3 separate regions of the Homo sapiens genome follow, and all the other regions are linked to region 3. Evidence: chromatin contacts called from ENCODE Hi-C or POLR2A ChIA-PET data. All regions are on one chromosome and are shown on one strand. The core of a region is the stretch at or near the end of the contact, and the rest is flanking DNA. Distances in the headings are between cores, read along the strand shown.

Region 1 (2,920 bases), core at 408-2,907, 100 kb after region 3:
TTTGGCTCACAGTTCCACAGGCTATACAAGAAGCATGGCGCTGACATCTGCTTTTGGTGAGGACCTCAGGAAGCTCCCAATCATGGCAGAAAGTGAAGGGGGAGCAGGCATGTCACATGGCAAGAAAGAGGGAGCAAGAGGGCGGGGAGAAGGTGTCAGACTCCTTCAAACAACCAGCTCTCAGCTCTCACGTGAACTCATAGAATAAAAATCACTCATTATCTTGGGGAAGGGCATCAAGCCATTCATGAGGGATCAGCCCCCCATGACCAAACACCTCCCACTAGGCCCCACCTCCAACACTGGGGATCAAATTTCACATGAGGCTTGGGGAGGACAAATATCCAAACTATATAAATCCCTCAGTGCAATTACATATCTATATCTAGACATCTATCTCTACACACACGCATCCTGTTTCATTTCAGAAGTGTTCGTGTGTTTAATTATGGGTGCTATGTCAGACTCACTCAGTGTTCAATAATTTGTGGTATATGCATGCTTGATCTTTCTGAAATCTGAGGAATCCTGAAGTCCAAACACATTTGTTCCCAGTAGTTTTAGATAAGGGGCAGGAGTCCTGTAATACTTCTTGACCTGCCCTTCAGGCCTGTGGTGCAGACTGCACAAGCCACTAGCCATGGCACACATGGTAAGCTGTGAAGCCCCGGGTATAAAGGACAACATTCCCCAGGGCCACTGCATTAGTCTGCTAGGGCTGCCATATCAGAGCCGCTTAGACTGGGTGGCTTACACAACAGACATGTATTTTCTTGTGATTCTGCAAAGCTGGAAGTCCAAGATCAAGGTGTTACCAGGGTAGCTTCTCCTTGGCTTGCAGTTGGTCATTTTCTCCCTGTGTCCTCACACAATTTCCCTGTTTGTGTTTGTGTCCAGTCTCCTCTTCTTATAAGGACACCAGTCAGATTGGATTAGCCCATCCCTGTTTTAACTCAATTACCTCTTCAAGATCCTGTTTCCAAATACAGTCACATTCTGAGGTCCTGAGGATTAAGAATTCAAGATGAATTTGGGGGGACACAATTCAGTCCATGAAGTCAACATTTAGGCCATTCCAGCCGCCAGGTCTCCTGGCTTAGTGTTTAAACCTGTGACTTTCTACGCTTTACACATAACAGCATACCTAAATTCAGGCAAAAGCTGGGTGGTGATGGAGACATGCCTTTCCTGCCTGCAAACTGTGGCTGTATGATTCCCCTGCGGGCGAGCCTCTGGGAGTTTAGAGTGTCTCATTAGAAGAGCCACACTGAGAGAAGTCCTAATAAATAATTAGAAGTACATCTGCTAACTCTGTGGAACTTCGGCCCAGGCCCCGCACCAGGCCAGTGTGAAAGGGAGGTTAATCAGCCGGCACCCCGGCGGGGTTTCCCTTTGTCCATCACACCTCGGGACAGGGGGAGGGGAGGGAGGAAGGAGGTGCCTCAGGTCCTGGTGCCCCCGAGGCCTGGTGAGGCCACTCGCTCTGCCCTGTAACTTCAATGAAGGGCACAGCTGGGAAGAGGATGACCAAATGGAAGACACTGTCTTTCCTGGCAGACCATCCGTCTCTGTTTATTGTCCTGTGTTTTCTGATGGGGCCACACTGGGGTTTGGCCAGCAGTGGCAGGCCCCCTGTGTGTCTGTAATAAGACAAGCAGTGGAGTCTGTCGGTCAACAAATATTTATTGACCTCCTGAGGTCACAGAGCCCGGGGCCTGACTCTGAGGAGACACTCTGGCTACAGCCATTGTTCACCAGGCAAACACCCAGGCAGCGGAAGGCCCAGATGTCCTCCTCAGCCTCGAGCAAGGGCTGCAGGCCAACACCACGTCAGATGGCAGCTCCTTTCATGGGCTTTCCTAGGGCTCTGGAGATGGTCCAACCAGAAACCATTACTAAGGGGTTACTTTACCGAGTATCTTGGTGTCTGGCTCAGGGTTGGGCTCACAGAGCTAATGCAGAAATGAACCCACCTTCGTTGGCCAATAACAGATGCTCTTCCCGCCTCTAACAAAGCCCTCACAGCCTTCATGCCTGCAGATTTTTCACAAGCTGTACCCTTTCTCAGGGGCATTTTGCTTTCTAACAGCATCAAAACACCACACTGAAGGGACTAGACCAGAGCTGTGAGTGGACTCCCGGGCATGAGCACAAGGAATATTTTTTCTAGTCAGGGTTTTACAGGCCCCAAAACAATATTATGTAAGCATGCATAGCTGGCTCTTGTTCTGTTACACTCACTTATGTATTTTCTTCTGCTGAAAGTGTGGACTTATGTGTGTGGCATTAAGGAAAGAGAGAGCATCAGTCACCCTGAGATAATCATGCGTCCTTGGGGGCTTCCAGTATGGCTGAGAGAGATAAGGAAGGCTGGGGTAAAACAGCGCTTCTCTGCTTTTTACCTCTGCTTCTCCATGAGATAGAGGGTAATGGCGTTTTGTTCCTTCCACAAGTGACGCACTTTCAAGATGGAAGAAGATACACTGTGAATAGACATCGGGACACCCTTGGCTGTTCTGTGCTTCCCCGGCCCACCTGGGGAAGCCAGAGGTCTCTGTCCCTTGGCTGCTCATGTAAAGAGGTCCCTTGGCCTGGCTTGGGGCAGAGATTCTCTGCAGAAGTGGGCAGAACACAGACGTGAGGGGTACGCGTAGGAGGATTCGTTCACACACCTGTTACTGCTCGATTCAGCTGCTTTTGTCCATCGCATCAAGACCCTGTAGGAGCAAGTTCTAAAGACTTGAAAGCTAACACCAGTGTCTTTTCTTTCTTTCTTTCTTTTTTGAGACAAGGTCTCACTCTGTTGCTCAGGCTGGAGTGCAGTGGTGTGATCACGGCTCACTGTAGCCTCAACTTCCTGGGCTCAAACAATCCTCCCGCCTCAGCCTCCCAAGTAGCTGAGTGAAAACACACCACCAAC
Region 2 (3,343 bases), core at 313-2,812, 120 kb after region 3:
CTAAAATATAAATAAATAAATAAATAGCAAAATGTTTCCCTTTCTCCATAAGAAAAATGCTTTTAAAAATTTCTCCTCAGATGCAAACATGTTAAACCCAAGTAAATGTCCCTTCACCTGGGTAGGCCTCAAAGGAAAAGTTTCAGCCACCTGAAATGCCAGTTAGCTGGTCAGCCTGTAAGACGCTTGTTTATTTGTAAAGAAATAGCCCATTCTGCGCAGTCTCAACAGTGGCCCTGGGAAACGGCAGCCCTGCTTTTATTTTTAAACCTCAAAGTTCATCTTAGAGATAAAGCTTTCTTTTCTCATGAGAGGCTGAGTGTCGTACATGGGTATGAAGGTGTAACATAGGCCTTAGACAATCATTTGTAACCTTAGAGGCAACAGGAACATTCAGAGCTGCCTGCCAGGCCCAGACACTCAAAGTGCTACAAAGTCGCCGATCTTTGTGCTTTGGGAGATCAAGTAGTTCCCTTCCCCAGGGCTATATTTCAACCAGGGTTGAGTTCATCTTTGTGCTTGTTTTTTCCCAAATAGCTCACTTTCTGATTTTTTTGGCTTAATAGTGAGATTATTTAAGAGGCACCAAAAGAAAAAGCTCAGTGAAAAAATTGTTTTAGCAATAGAATGAGTTAGTATGAATCCCAGTGCTCATCATAATATTGACTGTTATACACATAAAATACGAATGGCGAAAGAATAAGAGGGGTTCCTTTTTTCTTCTTCTTCTTCTCGAGATGGAGTCTTGCTCTGTCGCCCAGGCTGGAGTGCAATGGCACGATCTCAGCTCACTGCAACCTCCGCCTCCTGGATTCAAGTGATTCTCCTTCCTCAGCCTCCCGAGTAGCTGGGATTACAGGCGTGTGCCACCACACCCTGCTAATTTTTTGTATTTTTAGTAGAGACAGGGTTTCACCACATTGGCCAGGCTGGTCTCAAACTCCTGATCTCGTGATCCACCCACCTCGGCCTCCCAAAGTGCTGGGATTATAGGTGTGAGCCACTGCGCCTGGCCAAGACGGGTTCTTTAACAGTGGAAATAGAAACGTCATCTTCTGCAACGCTGAGCATCTGCAAAGCCCCCCACAGACAGTCTACTCAGGTGAGAACTGAATTTCCTCCCAGAACACTCTCTCCATTGTCATCCTTCCTTCCCCGATCCCAGGTGAATACATGTGGCACAGAGCCCCTCAAAGAGGCCTTCCATTCCCTTGTCCACTAATTTGATTTTCAGAATGTGGAGCCACGTGCCCCCTGGGGCCTGGCCTCTGCTCCCTGCTGCAGGTGCAGAAGCAAACAGACCATGGGGCCATGAAGTTTAACAGGCTGCCCAGGCCCGGGCACTCAGACCCTGCTGCTTCTCCCACCTCCCACCTCGCACCTCCCCACAGCCTTTTCTATCACACAGCCAAGGATTCCTGTTCCCCATCCTCTGTTGCTTATCATTTCTCCTGACCCACGCACAGAAGGGACTCTATTTCTAGGAGCATCAGAGAGAAGCTTTCAAACTTTTTTGCTCATGACCCACAGCAAAAAGTGCATTTTCTGTTGCAATTAAGTGCACATGCACACACAGCTGACTCACATCTAAGTCAAAAGTTTCAGGAAGCAATACTTCCTTTCACTACCTGCAAAGCCTTCTGTTACTTTCTGTTCTACTCTTCCCAGGCCGCACCACCCCCCACATTTCAACAATGCTCGTTGAAATCCACGAAACTGATTTCCCAATCCCCTAACGGTTTATGGTCAGCAATTTGGAAAACACTGGCTGAAATACTAATGAAAGGGCATCGCGGGCCTTCCCTGATGCGAGGGGAGGAAGGAAGGCTTTGCTCAGCTCTACGTTCCCACAGACCCACTTTTCCTGCCCTTTGCCCCACATCCCACCTGCCACTTGTGATTAAATAACAGTTTAACATCACCAAAGCTCCCTTTCACTCAAGAACTAACTCAATTAGGCTTGAGCTGGTGGGAGCTTAAAGCAGATTAAGGGAAGACAAAGGAGGCTTTGGGGTTTATCTTCAGCTTTCATGTTCCTAGGAGCTCTCTCTTCCTGTGCTGAGTCTTAAGCATCAAAGGGAGGGAGGCAGGGAAGGAGAGGAGAGGGGAGGGGAGGGGAGGGGAGGGGAGGGGAGGGGAGGGGAGGAGAGGAGAGGAGAGGAGAGGAGAGGAGAGGAGAGGAGAGGAGGATGGAAGGAAGGAAGGGGAGGGAGGAAGGAAGGAATGAAGGAAAGGATGAAAGGAAGGAAGGAGAGGAGAATGGAAGGGAGGAAGGGGAGGGAGGAAGAGAAGAAAGAGAAGAAAACTCTCCCAAGCCCCCATCATGGGCTGAGGCCAACCAGCACTGCACTGGTCACCCCCACTTTTATTTTTAAACTTCAAAGTGCATCTTGGAGATAAGGCTCTCTTTTCCCATGAGATGCTGAGGGCTGTGTTTGGGTGTGCAGGAATAACGTAGGCCTTAGACAATTACTTGTAACCTTAGAGGTACTGGGAGGGTTCCGGGCTGTGCTGGGCCCAGATACTCAAAGTGCTTCCTGAGGAAGATGTCCGTGGTTCAGCTCAGGGATGGGCACTGCTCCCCACGCTCCTCCAATGGGGCAGCTCCCTGCTCCGACCCCACCTCCCACCTCCCCCAGCAGCTCAGACAGCCATCTGTGCGGCAGATGAGCTGCACACAGAAGGTGCTCGGCAAACACTTGCCGAATCCCCTGAAATGGTCCATCTGGGCCCCTTTACAAATCGAATTCTTTCTAGATCAGTGGCGCCCAACAGAATTATAATGTGAGCCACACACGTCATCTTACATTTTCTAGTGGCTAACTAAGAAGTAATAATAATAAAAAGAAACAGGTGAAATTAACTTTAGCAATATACTTTGTATATAAAAATCATTATCATTCCAACATGTAATCGTATAAAATTTGTAAGATTTTTATAGTCTCTTTTTCTAGTACCAAGGGCTTGAAATTCAGTGTCAGTTTGGAATTGCCACATTTAGAGTGCTCAGTAGCCGCATGGGGCTTGCAGCTACCACCCTGAGCTGCAGCTCTGAACTCTAACCAGGACTCGGGGCAACTGGGGCCCAGGCTGGAGCTCAGCTCAGAAGGAAGGTGCTAGGTGGAGTCCTCCAGCCACAAGTCACAAAGCAGACTGTGTTGGGGGGCCTTTGCCACTGCACCCCCCTCCCCACCGTCCTCACTTGCCTTCCCCACCTGGCACTGTATCTGGTGGGAGGAGATGGGCAGGGCGTGGGAACAGAAGGAATGGATGAGGACTTAGAGATGTGTGAGCAGCTCTCACAGCCATACACTGCCCCTGCTGGGGAGTCCATGTGGACCCC
Region 3 (3,087 bases), core at 323-2,822:
CCTGCGGTTTGAGCTACCATGCCTCATGGGTCTTATTTGGTATTCAGAATATGTCCTGGAGAGCAGGGAACTTAGGAGTGTAACAGTGTCATTTGGCAGGGACCAGAGACTAAGCGTTATCTTCTAAGGTGAGCTCTTCCTCGGGGCCCCTTCCACACAGCCTCCAGGTGGCCACTCCCAGCTTGCTGAGTGTCTGCAGAGCCCCTGCTATTGATGTGTGTATTTAGATCTCTTAGTATCCTCCCACCTAAGTAAATGAGGGGTCTCAGCTTAGCCTACACTGTGCTTCCCTGCATGTACATGCATGCACACGCTCAACACAGCACATACACACACTCAATACCCAGCACACACATGCATATACACCCACAGGCTGAGTGGCCAGTGCTGATGGGGAGGAGTGCTGATAGAGAAAGATTTGGGGGCCAGTACCCTGGGCTGAGAGCTTACATGTGGCCCTGGGATTGTGGCCAGTGTCTTGGAGAAAGAGACTACAGGTAGCGTAAAGTGGGTTGTTTTCAGGAAGGTCTGTGTTACACTCTGAGAGTATGCCACGACTCTTTAAGGCTCAGATGAGAAAGAGTGACAGAGTTGGGAAAAGGGGCATCCTCCTCACTTTTGCACAGGACACAGTGCCACCCTGGGCTGGGAGACTAGAAGGGAAGTTTGTGTCATTCAGTGCCATGGGGGTTCTTCAGTTTCAGGAGATGTCCCCCACCCCCCGGCAGGGTGCTAACCATGGAGGGCAACCACTGATGCCTCCAGCAGCTTCTGGACAGAAGATCCTGTAAGGAGCCAGAGAAGAAGGAGAGGGGCCTGGTGCTGTGCATGTGTGAGGTTGTTCAGGCTCCTTCAATGGCCGGTGCTGTGACATCTACATGTCTCTCTCTGTGTGTCTGTCAACCTACCTATTGACTGTCTATCTACCTACCTATCCTATCATATCTATCTCTATCTTTCATCTATTTATCATCTATCTACCAATCTCATCTATGCATTTAAATATGTATGTATGTATGTATCTATCTATCTATCGATCGGTCGATCGATCATTTATTTTTTATCTTGATTACACCAGATAAGCTGAGGATTTTGCAGGTAAGCACGTGGAAGCTAAAGGCCAGCAAGACTTGGTTAGGAATATCAATGCGTCCTCTCTCACGGCTACCAACCAGCCAGTGAGGGATTTGCAGTGTGACAAAACAGGCCTAAGCCCTGACTGGCTGAGGGAGCCAGTGCCTTACAGGTTAGTCAACCAAATGGGGATAGTGGAAAAAACAATGCACAAAAGGTTTCTGAAAAGCAGAAATCAGGGTGCCCTGGAGTAGTCATGGCAGTAAATTAGCGGCAGTCAGTGGCATGGTGCCCACAGCTGGGCTTTTCCCGGCCTCTTTTTCACATGCCACAGGGGACCGTTTGCTACAAGGGAGCCTCAGTTGGCACCACTCCACTGTTTATATTTGGTCATTTATTCCCAATCCTCATGAGTCAACCAGAGAGCTCTGCCAGTGGTGATGATTCTGCCGCGCTGTTTTATCTGGAGCAGTGCCATGGACTCTGTGCTGATGTATAATCCCTGAAGGAAAACAGGAAAAGATAGCCGTACACAGGCAAAATATGTACATATTTCACTGGCGCAGCCACAAAGCCAGAATAAGTCAACTAGTTCAGCTGAAACAAAAGTCAACCCAAACACTGAACCACACAAGCCCAGGAAATTTTGTTTAAAAAAAGAAAGATATGAAGAAGGAGGAGGAAGATGCGACATGCTCTGGGGAGCCCTGTTTCAGACTCTGTTCTGGTGATCCTCACGCAGGTGAAATCACTTTCCACAGTGGGCTTGGGGGCTTCGGGTGCTAACTCTTCCCCACTGTCTCACTGACAATGGTGGGCGCCCTGGGCTGATTCCTCACTATCTATCCCAACACTCTCCTTTCCTTCACCCAGAGCCTGGAGAGCTAAACCCTATGTTTCCCAGGCCCAAGGCTCCAGATGTGATTAGTATCTGCCAAGCAAATTCCCTCCTGGAAGGGTTGATTTCAGAGCAGAGTTAAGCCAAACAAGAGGCGGGACACAAGACTTCCAGTTTTGCAGGTGTGGGACTGTTGCAGAAAGATCACTGTTCCATGCAGTGAGCAGCTACAGGAACAGTGCTTCGATTCCTTGGAGGCAGCTTTCCCTGCGCAGCTCTGCAGACTGCAGTGCTAGTCGCGGCTTCCTGATTCAGCAGGCAGCCTCCTCAGAGCAGCAGGAGCTGTGGGGACTGTGGGGACTGTGGTGACTTTGGTGACTTTGGCCACCAGTCCTGCAATGTGGCTTTGGATGTAATTCCTAGAAGCTTAGCCTCAAATCTGTTTCCTCTGCTCTCCCAATGATTCTGTAAACTATTTCACACCCTCAATATTTCTTCTCCGCTTAAACTAGCGAGAGTGTATTGTATTCTGTGCAACTCAATGCTGATGAATCAGAGTATAAAATGGTTTAGAGCGGGGTTTGGTGGCTCACACCTGTAATTTCAGCACTTTGGGAGGCCGAGGTGGGAGGATCACTTGAGCCCAGGAGTTTGAGAACAGCCTGGTCAGCACAGTGAAAACCCCATCTCTACAAAAAATTTAAAAATTACCCAGGCGTGGCGGTGCATGACTGTGGTCCCAACTACCAGGGAGGCTGAGGTGGGAGGATCACTTGAGCCCAGGAGGTTAAGGCTGCAGCAACTATGAATGGGCCACTGCACTCCAACCTCATGACAGAATGAGACCCTCCCTGCCCCTAAAAAATAAATAAACCAGATTGGCCATGCTCACTTCACAGTGAATAGGATGGCATGGAGGCCCAAGGCAATCTTGGTAAGTTGCTAAGTTGAAGCCTAATGTGAATAATAAAGGAGTTTGCCAACTTTTAACTTTCCCAATTTCAGAAATTCTCACTAATCCCCCAACATTTATCCCCTTTGAGTTCCAGGAGGAATTCTTCCCCACATTTTAAACTATGCTGAAAGTATGAAACACACTGAGCTGGATATGTCTGTTTGAGATGAAATATCCTGGGGGACCAGTAGGGTCTGGACATCGTATACATGGAGACAGA

Evidence for each region. A loop is a pair of places that touch in the nucleus more often than their neighbours do. ChIA-PET counts read pairs that join two places held with the same protein, here RNA polymerase II (POLR2A). Pooled maps may share reads with other maps.
Region 1: a loop to region 3 is called in a map of dorsolateral prefrontal cortex, with 7 times the contacts of the local background. The contact joins two enhancer-like sites. A Hi-C loop is called at or near these places in 2 of 168 maps with a recorded cell type or tissue (both dorsolateral prefrontal cortex) and 3 of 50 pooled maps. POLR2A ChIA-PET finds 5 or more read pairs at or near these places in 2 of 52 experiments (MCF 10A and naive thymus-derived CD8-positive, alpha-beta T cell).
Region 2: a loop to region 3 is called in a map of endothelial cell of umbilical vein, with 4 times the contacts of the local background. The contact joins two enhancer-like sites. A Hi-C loop is called at or near these places in 1 of 168 maps with a recorded cell type or tissue (endothelial cell of umbilical vein) and 2 of 50 pooled maps. POLR2A ChIA-PET finds 5 or more read pairs at or near these places in 4 of 52 experiments (H1, MCF 10A, OCI-LY7 and 1 more).

Annotation. Positions count from the first base shown.
Region 1 is chr1:229,002,079-229,004,998 of GRCh38, forward strand. No RefSeq gene overlaps it. Among named protein-coding and RNA genes, the nearest start is that of LINC02815, 150 kb to the right of the region's middle. Within about 2 kb of position 1,658, at least 4 of the 41 ENCODE cell types and tissues checked have a DNase peak (open chromatin) inside an H3K27ac peak, as active enhancers do; they include dorsolateral prefrontal cortex, where a contact is called at or near this core.
Region 2 is chr1:229,026,094-229,029,436 of GRCh38, forward strand. No RefSeq gene overlaps it. Among named protein-coding and RNA genes, the nearest start is that of LINC02815, 130 kb to the right of the region's middle. RefSeq lists an enhancer at 1,431-2,168. Within about 2 kb of position 1,563, at least 7 of the 41 ENCODE cell types and tissues checked have a DNase peak (open chromatin) inside an H3K27ac peak, as active enhancers do.
Region 3 is chr1:228,901,744-228,904,830 of GRCh38, forward strand. No RefSeq gene overlaps it. Among named protein-coding and RNA genes, the nearest start is that of RHOU, 170 kb to the left of the region's middle. RefSeq lists a silencer at 1,339-1,633. Within about 2 kb of position 1,573, at least 16 of the 41 ENCODE cell types and tissues checked have a DNase peak (open chromatin) inside an H3K27ac peak, as active enhancers do; they include dorsolateral prefrontal cortex, where a contact is called at or near this core.